Linked DNA regions of Homo sapiens: region 2 is linked to region 1. A link is a loop called in an ENCODE intact Hi-C map of the cell type or tissue named here. Cell type or tissue: heart right ventricle. All regions are shown on one strand.

Region 1 (8,000 bases):
TTATAGGCACCCACGACCATGCTCAGCTAATTTTTTGTATTTTTAGTAGAGATGGGTTTCACCATGTTGGCCAGGCTGGTCTCGAACTCTTGACCTCAGATGATCCATCCATCTACCCTCCTTGGCCTCCCAAAGTTCTGGGATTACAGGCGTGAGCCATCGGGCCCAGCTACATCTTGCTTATGTCTAAGGAAAACTACTGAATGGGGATCATTCTCCTGGCACGTACATGTGGGTATACAGTACCTTCTGTCTGAGTACTAACCAGGCCCGACCTTGCTTAGCTTCCTCAAACAGATGAAATCGGGCATGTTCAGAGTACTATGGCCATAGACTATATAGTGTCTTATATAAGATATAGCACATGTTATGTAAATAAATGATATTCACACAAAAATATGCATATCCTCCCCTCCACCCCATAGTTTTTGGGTTTACCTATCAGCTCTCAGAGTGGAGGACTGAAGGAAGCCCAGAAAGAAAAAATCAATTTAGGCCAGGTGCAGTGGCTCATGCCTATAATCCCAGCACACTGGGAGTCCAAGGTGGGTGGATCACCTGGTCAGTTCGAGACAAGTCTGGCCAACATGGTGAAACCTCGTCTCTACTAAAAATATAAAAGTTAGCCGGGCGTGGTGGCGGGCGTCTGTAATCCCAGCTACTCAGGAGGCTAAGGCAGGAGAATCCCTTGAACCTGGGGGACGGAGGTTGCAGTGAGCTGAGACCACGCCATTGCACTCCAGCCTGGGTGACAGAGCAAGACTCCGTCTCAAAAAAAAAAAAAAAATTCAATTTATATTGGAAGATCAAGGAAGGATTAGATTGGCGGGGGTGGGGGTGGGGTGGGGAAGGTGGGATCCTAAGAGAAGAAAGCCAAGACTGAGTTCTTTGGGAATTTGGGGGGAGTTTTGGGAGCCCTGGGAGAGATGAGGACCTCTGCCATGCTCTGACGGGGAGGCACAGTGAGACCAAGGGATGAGTATGTTGATAGTGCTTTTCTCTGGCTCCTACAATTTGCTGCCCATTTTGAACTTTGCTAAGAGAGTGCAGTGAAGATTCCTATTGCTCATTATTGTTTTCTTGGTTAACTGATTTTGTTTCTTTTTTCTTTTTTTCCTAGAAAATCATGAAACAAGGAATAAAACTATGATTTTGTACTGAGACCACAAGACAGCACAGTTTTACACAGACTGCACACACCCATCTCTCTGCCACTCTGTCTAGACTTTTAATTATTATTATTATTATTATTATTATTTTTGAGACAGTCTTGCTCTGTCGCTCAGGCTGGAGTGCAGTGGCACGATGATCTCGGCAGACTGCAACCTCCACCTCCTGGGTTCAAGCAATTATCCTGCCTTAGCCTCCTGAGTAGCTGGGGTTATAGGCACGTGCCACCACATCTGCCTAATTTTTATATATTTAGTAGAGACGGGGTTTCACCATGTTGGCCAGGCTGGTCTTGAACTCCTGACCTCAGGTGATCCACCTGCCTCGGCTTCCCAAAGTGTTGGGATTACAGGCGAGAGCCACCATGCCTGGCCTAAACTTATATTAATTTTATATTGCACAAATAGATTATGGTGATGGAGAAATTTATTCTCTGGAACTGGACAAAGTAGAAAGCAGACAGTCACAGTGAATCTCATCACCTAAAGGTGACCACTTTTGCATTTGGTGGCTATGCCTTCAGGTTTTTCCTAAGCATGTACAAATGTAAGTTGCTATTTGCAAATTGAGACTTTTGTTCTATATGCTATATATTTTTTGTGCAACTTTCTTTTCTTTTTTTTTTTTTTTTTTGAGACAGAGTCTTGCTCTGTCACCCAGGCTGGAGTGCAATGGTGCGATCTCAGCTCACTGCCACCTCTGCCTCCTGGGTTCAAGTGATTCTTCTGCCTCAGCCTCCCGAGCAGCTGGGATTACAGGTGCATGCCACCATCCCTGGCTAATTTTTTATATTTTAGTAGAGACAGGGTTTCACTGTGTTGCCCAGGCTGGTCTCGAACTCCTGAGCTCAGGCAATCTACCCGCTTCGGCCTCCCAAAATTCTGGGATTACAGGCGTGAGCCACCACACCCAGCCTTGCTTTTCTTACTTATTATTACAGTACTGCATGTCATTTCTGTTGTCTACACGTATCTTTTAGCAATTTTTGCAAAGTGTTCCATCTTATAGATTTACCACAATATTTTTAAAAATTTTTAAATGTTTACTGTAATTTATTTTATTTTTTTTGAGACGGAGTCTCACTCTATCACCCGGGCTGGAGTGCAGTGGCACCACTTGGCTCACTGCAACCTCTGCCTCTCAGGTTCAAGTGATCCTCCTACTTCAGCCTCCTGAGTAGCTGGGATTACAGGCATGTGCCGCCACACCCAGCTAATTTTTGTATTTTTAGTAGAGACAGGGTTTCACCATGTTGACCAGGCTGGTCTCGAACTCCTAACCTCCAGTGATCTGCCTGCCTCAGCCTCCCAAAGTGCTGGGATTACTGGAGTGAGCCACCGCACCCAGCTCACAATTATTTTTTAAGGTGAGGTCTTGCTATATATGGCCTAAACTGGACTCGAACTCTTGGGCTCAAGTGATCCTCCTGCCTGGGCATCTCAAGTAGCTGGGGCTACAGGTGCATGCCATTGTGCCTGGCTCCCACAATTTATTTATGTCACCAATAATGGGCATTTATGTTGTGTCTAATTTTTTGATATTGTAAACAATGCTGCAATGAGCATCCTTGAACATATAGACATGTAGATTCTACCAGAAACTACCCTTAAAGAAAAGATTTGTTTTTTTGTGGTGGTTGTCAGTGAAAGCACTACCCCAGTATCATGTGGCTCTGGAGGTCTCTGTGTCATTAAGTAACCTCAAAACCTGCAGCATATGGTTTTGAGTTATCTTAGTAATTCCCTCTTCTTTTATAATTGGAATTTGAGTGGAGAAAATTAAACAATACACATGTAATAACATCATTCTTTATCTGTTCCCTACTTAATATGTGATTTCTTTTATTGGCTGGAAAAAGTACATAGCTGCTGATTTATCTACTTCAAGTAGCAGGACAATATGCTTACCTTAAATAGTCAAATGTAGAAAAGAACAATGGTCCTGAAACACAGTCCACGCCGTCACAGGAAGAGGAGAGGCCTGAGACTATGAGGAGAGGGAGAGACCAGTGATCAAAACTGAGCTCTACAACAGTCCTCTCTGTTGGGGGAATTAAAAAGCAAAGGATTTGAACAAGTAATTCACAGATGGGGTAGTACAAATGGCCAGGAAACTTCTCAAATAACTTGGAAAACGTGAAACCCCAAGGATAGTGTTAAGAGACCGCTTTAAAGTGAGATTTCTGTTATTCATGTTTAAAATATGAAGTATTCATCAGTCTTCTGGAAGAGACTGACACACAAAAAATATAACAAGTAGCTTGTATTGATCTTTCACCAGGAGACTTTCTGAGAACTTTTCACATATTAGCTCATATAATCCACATAGCAACTTTATGAAGTAGACAGTTAATTATTTCCATTTTGTAGATAAAGAAAACAAGGCGCACAGAGGCATTCCGTGTTTTGTCCAGGGTCATTCAGTCCTTGGCAGAGCTGGCATTTGGGGTCAGGCAGCTGGGCTCCTGGGCCCGAGCGCTTAAACACTGCCTTGTGCTACCACCTGGTGGTCAAAAGCGATACACGCAACAATGGAGGTGAGCCCAGGCCAGCCAGGAGCCGGCTCCCTGGAGGATGTGAACTTGAAGCAGAAATCAGGAAAGACATTCCAGGGAGAGACAGCAGCACTCGCCAAGGCACAAAAACAGCAGTTACTGCTCCATGCATGAGGAGCAAGAGACAACTGGGAATGATAGCAAGAGGAGTAAAAAATAAAAAGAATTTCTTTTCTTTTTTTTTTTTAAAGAGCAAAGAATGATGTGTTAGGAGATTGAGTGGAGAGGTCAGCTGGGACCAGATGACGGGAGAGCTCCTAGTAAGGGGATTGGACTTTATTCTGAGGCTGATGGAAAGCCACTGAAGAGCTTTTAATCACGGCAGTCGGCCAGGCGTGGTGGCTGACACCTGCAATCCCAACACTTTGGGAGGATGAGGCAAGGGAATCGCTTGAGGCCAGGAGTTCTAGACCAGCCTAGGCAACATAATGAGACGCCCCCGTCTCCACAAAAATGAAACACCACACACACACACACACATATTAGCTGGGTGTGGTAGCATGCCTGTGGTCCCAGCTACTTAGGAGGCTGAGGTGGGAGGATTGCTTGAGCCCAGGAGATTGAGGTTGCAGTGAGCCTTGCACTCCAGCCTGGGAGACAGGGCCAGACCTTGTATGGAAAATTGATCAGTCGGCCGGGCGTGGTGGCTCGTGCCTGTAATCCCAGCACTTTGGAAGGCTGAGGCGGTCGGATCACCTGAGGTCAGGAATTCGAGACCAGCCTGGCCAACATAGTGAAACCCCGTCTCTACTAAAAATACAAAAATTAGCTGGGCATGGTGGCGCACGCCTGTAGTCCTAGCTACTCGGGAGGCTGAGGCAGAAGAATCACTTGAACCTGGGAGACGGAGGTTGCAGTGAGCTGAGATCATGCCACTGCACTTCAGCCTGGGCAACAGAGCGAGACTCTGTCTAATATATATATAATATATATATATATATATATATATATATATATAGATAGATAGATATAGATATAGATATAGATATAGATATATATCGATCAGTCATAATCAGTCAATCATGGCAGTGACCTGGGGAGAGTTACAGTTTGTATAAAGTCCCTAGTGACTGTGAGGAAAATGGATGTGGGGGACAAGGCCCAGGGAGACCAATGCAGAGCCGCCAGGAAAGAGCCTGCAAGTTCCCAAGTCACCAGGACCCCAGCGGTGACGGAGTGGGGAGAGCACAGGTTCAAGAAATATTTAGAAGGCAAAGCTGTCAGCACTTGGCGAATGAACGTGATGCGAAATGGACAGAGTGGGAGAAGCAGGCTACAGACACCAGGAAAAAGATCGTTCCAATCACTCTTTGGCTGTTCCGAGCCTTATAGCGGGATCCTCAACCAGGGGCCATTCCGCCCCCCAGGAGACAACCAGCTGTGTCTCGGACAGTTTTGCTGGTCACAGCAAGCGGCCGGGGTGGCGGTGCTAGAGGACGCTGCTAAACCCCCTTGGTGCACAGGGCAGGCCCCATGGGACGGGAATCCTGGGCTCGGGGCGCGGCTGCCTGGGTCCCCTCTGGCGGCGCCAGCTCCAGGAGGCAGGAAACGAGGAGGCCCTGGCTCACGGAGTGTGCTTTTACAGAAGCAAGCCCTGGCGCTCCGGGCAGATGTCCGGGGGTCTCCCGCAGACCCCTTGCCCTCCATGGAATCCCGTTCCTCCCAGGGTTCCCCTCCCCCATTTACCCCTCCAGGCTCCTGAGCGCTGAAAACTGCATTCTGCGGCCCAGACAAGGTTACCGTCTTACTGCCGGGAAGCCACTAGATACAGTTGCAGGCTAAAGGCAGTGTGATTCCCCTCAAGCAGGCCTTAGTTTATCGTAGGGCACGGGACGTGCCTCCTTCCCCAGAGTCTCCTTTTCAGGAGCTGCAGGGCCTCTAGGCTTCCCGGACTGCAGCTTTACCTGCCTGCCCCCAGCAGGATGGTCTTGGGGTCTATACCTGAGCCGAGATCTCGCCACTGCACTCCAGCCTGGGTGACAGAGTGAGACATCGTCAGAAAGAAAAAAAAAGGTCATCCATGAGAAGAATCGGTATTGCTGGATTCTGTTGATGTTTTTTATTTGCTTCTGATTATCTATGTTGGTTAAAGGTAAACACAAAATTTCATTTAGACAGGAGGACTAAATTCGCGCAGTCTATTGCATATCATAGTGACAAGAGTTAATCACAATATATTGTATACTTGAAAATTGCTGAGTAGATTTCAAGTGTCCTCAACACAAAAATGATAAGTATGCTAGGTAATGTTATATGTTTAATAGCTGATTTAGGCATTTCACAATGTATGCATATAGCAAAACATGTTATACACCATAAATACATACAATTTTTACTTGTCAATTAAAAATAAATAAAACAATAAATAAAAGAGTATATAAAAATTGTTGGAAATTGCTCATATGAGATTTGTTGTTGATCAATAACATTATTATACTCTAAACTCATTTATTTATTTAATTTTTGAGACGGAGTCTGACTCTATCACCCAAGCTGGAGTGCAGTGGCATCATCTCGGCTCACTGCAACCTCTGTCTCCCGAGTTCAAGTGATTCTCATGCCTCAGCATTCCGAGTAGCTGGGACTATAGGCGCACGTCACTACACCTGGCTAATTTTTGTATTTTTAGTAGAGACGGGGTTTTACCATGTTGGCCAGGCTGGTCTCAACCTCCTGGCTTCAAGTGATCCACCTGCTTCAGCCTCCCAAAATGCTAGGATTACAGGCATGAGCCACCTCGCCTGGCCCTAGGCTCATTTTATTAATGTGAAAATTCTTTAGGCCCCAGAAGCATATATTCTGGATAGAGTGCAAACAGATTCTGAGTGAGGCTTCTGGGGCCAAATTGGAGGGGAGGGGCTTGCCCTGTGCTCTGTACCCACTCTGACGCTTTCGACTTGTCAAAAGTTTGTCTTCATTCTTTTATCTTTAAATGAAAACACACTGGGGCTCACCATGTGGAAATTAATCGCATTTACCAGCGGAATTACTTTCCTTTTGTTCTGTATCAAATAAACACAAATTTGGTGGCCTAAAACAGCACACTGATTCTCTTACAGTTCCAAAGGCCAGAAGTTCAGAACCAGGCTCACTGGGCTAAAGTCAAGGTGTTCACAGGTCTGGTTCCCTTTGGAGGTTCTCAAGGGAGAGTTCGCCTCCTTGCCTTTTTTGGCTACTGGAGGCTTTGTGCACTCCTTGACTTAAAACCTCTTCCTCAAATCATTCCAACCTTTGCTTCCATTGTGACATCTACTTCCTCCTCTGTAGTCAAATCTTGATCTGTTTCTGTCCGATGAGGCCACTTCTGATTACATTTGAGTCCCACCCTGATAATCCAGAATACTCTTTCCATCTTTCCATTAACATCCTTAATCATCTGGGCTCAGTGGCTCATGCCTGTAATCCCAGGACTTTGGGAGGTTGAGGCAGGCAGATCACTTGAGGCCAGGAGTTCGGGACCAGCCTGGGCAACATGGTGAAACCCCATCTCTACTAAAAATACAAAAAAAATTAGCTGGGTCTGGTGGCACATGTCTGTAGTCCCAGCTACTCAGGAGGCTGAGGCAGGAGAATCACTTGAATCCAGGAGGTGGAGGTTGTAGTGAGCCGAGATCACACCACCGCACTCTAGCCTGGTGACAGAGCCAGACTCTTGTCAAACAACAACAACAACAAAAACCTTTATCACATCTGCAAAGTCCACTTATGGAAGGTAACATTCACAGGTTCCAGGGATTAAGACCTAGATATCTTTGGGGTCTTTTATTCAGCCAACCACAGCACATTCTCCTTTAACACAAATTAGATGACTCAGAGGATTGCGTTTAGTCTGGGGCAAAACCTCATAGAATCAGAAAATATTTGCAAAATATAAAGCTGATATAACTTCCCTCAAAGCAAATGTTTTGGCTGTGGGAAGGGTTATTTGGTCAAAGAAAATGATTCCTTTATAATTATTGAGGAATTCAACCCGTTAGCCAATAAAACATTTGTTTGCTAAAAATACGTTTTATTTGAATAGCAGCTTTTTTTTTTTTTTTTGAGACCGGGTCTAGCCCTGTCACCCAGGCTAACGTGCAATGGCACGACCTTGGCTCACTGCAACCTCTGCCTCCCAGGTTCAAGCAATTCTCCTGCCTCAGCCTCCTGAGTAGCTGGGATTACAGGCGTACGCCACCATGCCTGGCTAATTTTTTGTATCTTTAGTAGAGACGGGTTTCACCATGTTGGCCAGATTGGTCTCGAACTCCTGACCTCGTGATCCGCCTGCCTTGGC
Region 2 (8,000 bases), 530 kb before region 1:
TACACATACACATATATGAACATTATGTAGAACCTAAGAATTTGCCAGTATTTGACCACTTTTTAACTATGACAGCAGCAATTTCTTATGATTCAATTAGATATTATCCTGAAAAAAAGGATAGCTTTGTCGTTTCCATATATAAATTATTAGGTTGGTACAAAGGTAATTAAAAGTAATGGCAAAAACGGCCATTACTTTAACACTTAAAATTCCCAAGTACAATACAAATGATGTATTCTTATCCGACATTTCTCCCTTATGCAACATGTTCTCAGTTTTCTACTTTATTGCTATTCATATATTGATATATTTCTATTGATATATTGCTACAAGGTCACCTGGCTCCTAACAGATAGTGTCCAATACTCGAAGAACAGAGAAATGCATTTGCTTTTACCCTGCCGGTTGGGATTTATTCAGCTGTTTCTAAACAAAACCCTTTCTCTTTCCCTCTTCCTAGGGTTGTGTCTGTAAAGACAAAGGCCAGTGCTTCTGTGACGGGGCCAAAGGGGAGAAGGTAAAAACAAACCCTAATACTGCTTGTTTACACTGTAAAGCTCTAGAAGGTAAAACTCAACCTTCTTCTTTCATCGGTAGCAGAAAGATCCGCAGTATGTTGTTCCATTTCCCAAATCCAATGTTAAAGTAATTGTATATAAACATTAACCTAAAAAAAAAAAAAGAAAAAAGTCATCTAGGAAGCTTCAGATACCTTGTATATACAATGGCAATTAAATTACAACTCTCTCGGTCTGTAAAGAATAAGTAGCAAATGAGAAAAAGAAAAAGAAAGTTTATGACAAGTCTCCATATGTATACACTATTTACAATGTTGCTAAACACAAGAGAAGAACTGAAAACGATTTGATTCATTCACTTTGACAGAAAATAAACATTGAAATTCACAGATTTTTGTCCTGCAGCATTGGTTCAAGTTCGCCCCCTGGTGGAGAAATCCCACAGCAGCACACTGGTTGAGGCAAAACTTAGCAGAGGGAAGTAGCTCCATTGCAGAATTCAAGAAAAAAAGGAATGCCGTGAAATCTCATTAATTCGCTCCATTAACTTGCAATTTGTGATAATTAAGATAGAGGCAGAACTAAAGTTTTTTTCTTTGTTTACCAAACCCTTTCCTCAGAGACACTAATTAATTGTTTAACAACATTGAAGGATGACTATTTTAAAATATTTTAAGAACATATTTAAGCTCTTTATCTAAACTAATTTCTATATAATGTGTATGCTAATTATAATAATTATACTTATTTTAAATTATTTCATAATTCACATGTAGTTGGATTTAGGTTTTTTCTTGAATCTGTGAATGTATTCTAATTCAGGTTCCCATTGAGAAGCACTTTCTCTGTGATTCTCCTTGCATTCAAGAAGCATTTATTGAGTTTCTATTATTTGCAAGATGCTACTGTAGGGTGTATAAAAGTAACTGAGTAGCGAGAGGGGTCTAGCACATTCTTTTATTTCTCTTCTTGTTGAGTGTGTGTGCACACACACAATGTAAAATAGCTGACTTGTTCTTTTTTGTTTTAATTTGCCAATTGTGTAACTAAATTGACCCAATTAACCAAATCAGCCGGTGGCCTTTACTGTTGAAGAGTACAGTCGGCCCTCCTTATCCACGGTTTCTGAATCCTCAGAATCAACCAATGGCATACTGAAAATACTTCGGGGAGGGGGGGATATAATAAAAAATAATACAACAATTAAAGATAATACAAATAAAAAAATGCAGTATAACAACCATTTGCAAAGCATTTGCATTGTATTAGGTATTATAAGTCACCTAGAGATTTAAGGTATATGGAAGGATGTTCTAGGTTATATGCAAATACGATGCCATTTTGTATAAGGGACTTAAGAATCCACAGGTTTTCGTGTGGGGGGAAGGTCCTGGAACCAATCCCCCACCGACACTGAGGGACAAACGTAATTCCAAGATACAAATCCATGGAAAAATTATTTGTTGGTAGAACTGTGTCAAGCCTTGGGCTTAAAGTACTTTCACTCACTTTTACTAGGTACTTTCCCCTAATATTATCTGACTCCTTCTAGAACATTACTGAGCTCACACCTTTTTGGTTATGCCACCCTTGCTACCTTTCCTGCATCTCCTACACAAATAACAGATTAAATTACTAACTCCTGTGTATTAAAGAAAGGGCTCAGACTCATAACCTGCCTGGTGGCGTTCTTTCAAGCTACATAGTAATTATGCACACTCCCCAGGCACCTTCTTGCACCTGACCCTCACTGTCTCTCCATCCCACAACAAACACTCCACTAACCTTGATGCTTCTACCTGGGCTTTCCCTTTCATTTTTTATTCCGTCTCCCTTAAGCTCTGCTCTACATAGCCCTACCATTTGGGAGAAAGTCAAGTTTCTACAAGACCAAGAGCCACCACTTTCAAGCCTATAGACAAATACTAACAACTGGTAGCTTTCTGGTTGCCTATGTAGTCACTCCTGAGTGCTAATTATGATTTTTTTAATCCAAGGAAAAAACATGCAAAGAGTCACCATGAAGTCATAAACAAGAGAACATAATGGTTATTGGTGTGTTTATTGTGGGATAGTTGCTGCTCTGTGTGTTTCTCACCTCGTTTTGGTTTTAACAGGGGGAGAAGGGCTTTCCTGGACCCCCCGGTTCTCCTGGCCAGAAAGGATTCACAGGTCCTGAAGGCTTGCCTGGACCGCAGGGACCCAAGGTATGTCATCCTGCAAGCTTGGAAAATCCCCAACCCACCTAACCCTCTTCCTGCCTACCCCCTGGCTGCTGCAAACCTGGAGAGAATTCCACATCTTAGCCAACTGCTAGGTGCATGGTGAACTCCTGGTTTCCGGTATTAGTGGGCCACATAGAACCGCAACCTGCTCCAAGACTATTGCAAATGATCATCATTAGCTTCAAGTCTGTGGCTCCAGTTCATCTCCCTCCCTAACCTACAGTGTCTACATCTGCATCTGTTCCTACCTCTATTCCTCCTACAGTGAAAACTCAGAGCTCTTTTTGCTTCTATTCAAGACCTGTCCAACCACCTGTGCCCCATCTTTGGGATTCCTTGTTCCACGAGGTGCCTCCCCTCTCTCCGGACATTCCAACTTTTCTTTTGTTATTGGCTTTTCTCTTTCAGTTCTTAAACATGCAAATATTTTCCATGATAATACAAAACTTCCTCTCCATCTTTTAGGTCTTGTGACCAAAGGATTGCTATCTTCTCCCTGACTTTCCTTTCTCTGTCAAACTTCTTAAAAGAATAGTCAAACATGCTGCCTGTAGTTCATCTACTATTCAGTCCTTAGCAATAATTTGCCTTCTACCACCTCTCCTCTGAAAACACTCCAGCAAAGATCACCAATGACCTTCAAGTGGCCAATGCCAATACATACTTTTGTGTCTTAATCTGACCTGAACCCCTCTGCTTAGTTTCAAATTGTGTGGATCGCTCTCCTCTCCTTGAAACACTTGTCTGTCTTTCTTTCTGTATTTCTCCTGTCTCTCTATCCTTCCCTTCCTTTGTGGGTTTCTCTTTTCCTTCTGGTCCCTTAAACATCCCGAGTCTATGACCCTTCACACTCATCACACATTCTTATCCTAAAGTCTGTGATACAGCAAAGGGCTTTGTTTAAATAAATACCATAGAGGATTTACTAAATAACTGAATAACCACTGGATTTGCTGAGTACTCTTTCCTGCTGTGGACATTAGCTAGACTTAAGCCTGGCTTCTCACGCACCCACACATTCATTCCCCTGACTACTGACCTCCAGCAAGCTATAAACCAACTAATAAGCTATGAAAAATGATTATAATTGATCTATACAGGTCTTTTACAAATTTCATAATATATTAGAATATGTATTAGAGGCCAGACACAGTGGCTCATGCCTGTAATCCCATTGCTCTGGGAGGCTGAGGCAGGAGGATCACTTGAGCCCACGAGTTTGAGGTCAACCTGGGCAACATAAGGAGACCCAGTTTCTACCAAAAATACAAAAATTAGCCAGGTGTGGTGGCATATGCCTGTGGTCTCAGCTACTCAGGAGGCTGAGGTAGGAGGATTGCTTGAGCCCTGGAGGCGGAGGCTGCAGTGAGCCATGATCATGCTACTGCACTCCAGCCTGGGTAATAGAGCGAGACTCCATTAAAAAAATATATACGTGTGTGTATATATATATATGTATTAAAATAATGTATGAAATATGTAAATGATAATCAAAGCCAAAGCCAACCTACTGCATATGTACTCTGTGCCAGGCATTGGGCCATCTATTTCTCCCTGGATCTCATTTACTCCTCACATCAATCCCACAAATCATGACTGTGGTGATTTACAATGTAGTTCCCATCATTACCTCCACTACATGGATGAGAAAACGGACACAGAGCACTTGAGTAATTTTTCCTGGGTCACGCAGCTCACAGGAAGCAAAATCAGAGTTCAAACCTGGTTTGACACTGTGTGTGGGATTTTCCTCAAACCAAACAATTCTCCAACTCTCTGGATGCCAACTGGGTACCCCTCAATTCAGTTATGACATTAAATACCTGGGGTTAGTGCAGACCCCATAGGGTAAGGGCTCAGTCCCACAAGACTGTCCCTGTTTCAGGACTAGTCATAAGTAGTGGGTCCTCAGTTACCCATAATGCCGTCCAACTTGGCTACAAATAAATCAGGGGTTCCCATGACCTCCTCCTCTGCTTTGATAATTTGCTAAAGAGTCTCATAGAACTCATGGGAACATTTATCAGTTTATTATAAGGGATATGAATGAGAGATGAAGAGATACACAGGAGAAGGTCCAGAAGGGTCCCAAGTGCAGGAGCTTCTGTCGCCATGGAGTTAAGGTGCATTACCGTCCTGGAACGTGAACGTTCACCCACCCAGAAGCTCTCTGAACACCATGCTTCAGGGATTCTTATGGAGGTGTCATCATGTGGGCAGGATCAATTATAAACTCAATCTCCAGCTCCGCTTTCCTCACTGAAGGGTGCAGCTGGAGCTCAAAGTTTCAAGCTTCTAATCAAGACTTGGTCTTTCTGATGACCAGCCCCCATCTGGGAGCCCACCAAGAGTTGCCTCCTTAGAACAAAAGACACTTCTATCACCCAGGATATTCCAAGTGAGGTCAAACACCAAATATTAGAACAAAAGATGGTCTTTACTCCCCTATCACTCAGAATATTAGAAGGGTTTTAGGAGCTCTGTGTCAGGAACCAAAGGCACAGAACAAATATGTGTTTCTTATGTCACATATATGATGCCAGAATCAAACTCTTGAAACCACACCCACAGCTTACATGTAAAATGCAAAATCTTGCTGTTTTCCAGTAATCCTGCCATTTCCCTGTCTACCATATCCATGTATGTGTTCTTTTTGTCCATTTCTCCTTCTTCCGATCCTAATTTTGAAAAAGTCATCCAGATTCTGGGCAGAAACTGAACACTGACTTCCTCTAAGGCATGGACCCAGGTTTTCTTCCATTTCTATTGGTAGAACGAGTTTGCCACTTCAACCCTGGACTTAGATCAGCCTAATGCCAATTCCGTTTTTAAAAAAATTGTTATCTGTAGCCTACTCTGTTTAATTCTCTTCAGCATTTCTTTAGAGATGCTGAAATTCATTAAAATAGTCACAAACACATGGCACTTAGTATGGGTTACATGAGTGCAGGCATTCCAGAAGATTAATCCAGAAAACCTGAGTACCATGTTGTCATAGATTGATATTTTAAAGCATGTAAGGCTTACAGATATGTATGAATAGCTACAAAAGATAATACAATCAAAGGCAGACAATTAGAGAATATTAAAACCTGACCAAAAAGATGTTTTAGATTTACAAGATTCCTATCTTAATTTTAAATGTTTTCTGCATGAAAAAAGTTTACAATGAGAAAGTAAAACCTGCAAGTAAAACCTTCTGCTTTCGGCATCACGTGAATAGAATTCTGTGGGAAGGGGAATGGCCTTGAACACAGCCATGCACCCCGGAATTCCGCCATAGATGGGAGAGACTGACTTTGGCCTTGACAGTGCAATCTCAGAGGATTCTGTAACAACCCTTTTCTCAAATAATAACAATAAAATTAAAAATCAAAACATACTGAAACTCTCTGGAATGATGAAAATGGCTTTTGGACAATGAAACTTTCACACCACGTGGCCTAGCTGAAACAGTCACCATTTAAGCTTATTCTCCAAGAAATAGGACGTCGAAACTGAATGCATTACATGCCCAAAGCAAGTTTATCTCTGGTTCAGGCAGTCCTTACTTGGCTATATATTTCCTTGTGCATGTCAGGCACATTTTGTTAATAGAGTGTTTCTTGTGCACAGAAATACTGGCTGGCATTCTCATCCACAACTGTAGTTGTGTCATTCATTTTTATCAGACCTCAGCAGCTGTGAGGCTAATTAGGACTTTTGCACAGACTTTAATGTGCACAAGAATCACTAAAGAATCATGTTAAACATGCAGATTCTCGGTCAATAGTCTGGGAGGTGAGGCAGATCTAAGATTCTACATTTCTGATAAGCTTCCAGGTAATGCTAATGCTGCAGGCCCCAAACCCCACTTTGAGTAGCAAGGGTTTGAATGAATTTTTGTCTTTTCTGATAAACAATTATCAAGTTCCAATGAAATAAGCAAGCAATTGAATCTTATTAACAATGAAATAATCAGAAGGGCAAAACAGCTTGGCATGTGACTGAGACTGGGTTTGATGTATGGGTTTCTTAGTGCCAAATAATTTTCAGAGTGTTTACTTTTTCTTTTTTCACTTGAATCTAGGGCTTTCCAGGACTTCCAGGACTCACGGGTTCCAAAGGTGTAAGGGTTAGTAGTCCAACCAGTCCACCCTGATCGTTAAAAGATCAGCTTTTCACAGTAAGAGTTATACAAATGTCAGAAAGGAGTACACTGTGTATGGTTCCATAGATGAAGTTCAAGAACAGGTAATACTAATCTGTAATGGTAGATGTCAAAGGAGTGGTTACCACATTAGGGGCAAGTGTTAAACTGACCAAGAAAGGCCATGAAGGAACCTCTGGAGTGATAAAGATGCTCTGTGTCTGATGAGATGATGGTATATAAAACTGCACATAGGTCAACCTTTGTTAAGCTGTTCAATTAAGCTGTTCTCAAAAGATTGGAGCACTTCATTGCATGCAAATTGTACCTTAGGAATCGATCCAAAAAAGCCAAAAATAATCTTAATGATATCTTTTTAAGAGTTACATAAATGTGAGATTTACAAAAGTTTGTTAAACCTTTAGTATTTGTTTTCCCAATCGTTTCGAGCTATTCCCAGTTATAGTGGAGGAAAAAGATTATCGCAATGGTAAATAAATTTATGTTTATAGATTGAACATTTTTAAAGTTTTTTTTTTTTGCCACCCCCTCCTTTTTCCTATGTCTTCAGGGAATAAGTGGATTGCCAGGATTTTCTGGTTCTCCTGGACTTCCAGTAAGTAATGGGAAAAATCCGTAGCTAGAAAATTTAAAAGTAAGCTCATTTTAATAAAGATGTTAAAACAGTCGTGCAAGAAAATGTGTTCTGATGCATTTGTTACATGAAGAAAATAGCACCTTAGGATGGTATATTATACTAGTGTGTGGATTTATATGACATATGAGTCAAAATGTACTTCCTGAAATACAAGCAGGACAGGATAGGATAGGGTAGGATAATTAGTAAATTATATGGTAAGTCGGCCCTCCATATCCAGTGATTCCACATCCATGGATTCAACCAACCAACTGTAGATCAAAAATATTTAAAAAAAAACAATAAAAATTGTACAAACCTAAAAACCATTACACTATAACAACTATTTACATAGAATTCACATTGTATTAGGTATTATAAGTAATCTAGAAATGACTTTAAGCATACAGGAGGATATGTATAAGTCATGTGCAAATACGGTACCATTCTATATAAGAGACTTGAGTATCTATGGATTTTGGTATTCA

Evidence for each region. Hi-C counts contacts between places; a loop is a spot of excess contacts. Peaks named below come from ENCODE experiments on the same cell type or tissue, not always from the same donor. Only the 100,000 strongest peaks of a DNase experiment are listed, where the experiment ranks them.
Region 2: it touches region 1 in a loop (8-fold over the local background); 13 of 110 quality-filtered maps call a loop at or near these places.

What each region holds. Positions count from the first base shown.
Region 1 is chr2:227,762,818-227,770,817 of GRCh38, forward strand. It overlaps the pseudogene RNA5SP121. Among named protein-coding and RNA genes, the nearest start is that of SCYGR8, 21 kb to the left of the region's middle. RefSeq lists an enhancer at 3,543-3,592. In heart right ventricle, a CTCF peak has its summit at 3,678 (motif pointing left); a DNase peak (open chromatin) is centred at 3,684; H3K27ac peaks cover 538 bases.
Region 2 is chr2:227,237,505-227,245,504 of GRCh38, forward strand. It overlaps COL4A3 (collagen type IV alpha 3 chain), which reads left to right. Exons shown (of 52, transcript NM_000091.5): 2 at 464-520; 3 at 2,639-2,728; 4 at 6,816-6,860; 5 at 7,447-7,491. It overlaps MFF-DT (MFF divergent transcript), which reads right to left. Exons shown (of 14, transcript NR_102371.1): 10 at 582-670. Among named protein-coding and RNA genes, the nearest start is that of COL4A3, 77 kb to the left of the region's middle. In heart right ventricle, a CTCF peak has its summit at 957 (motif pointing left); a DNase peak (open chromatin) is centred at 947.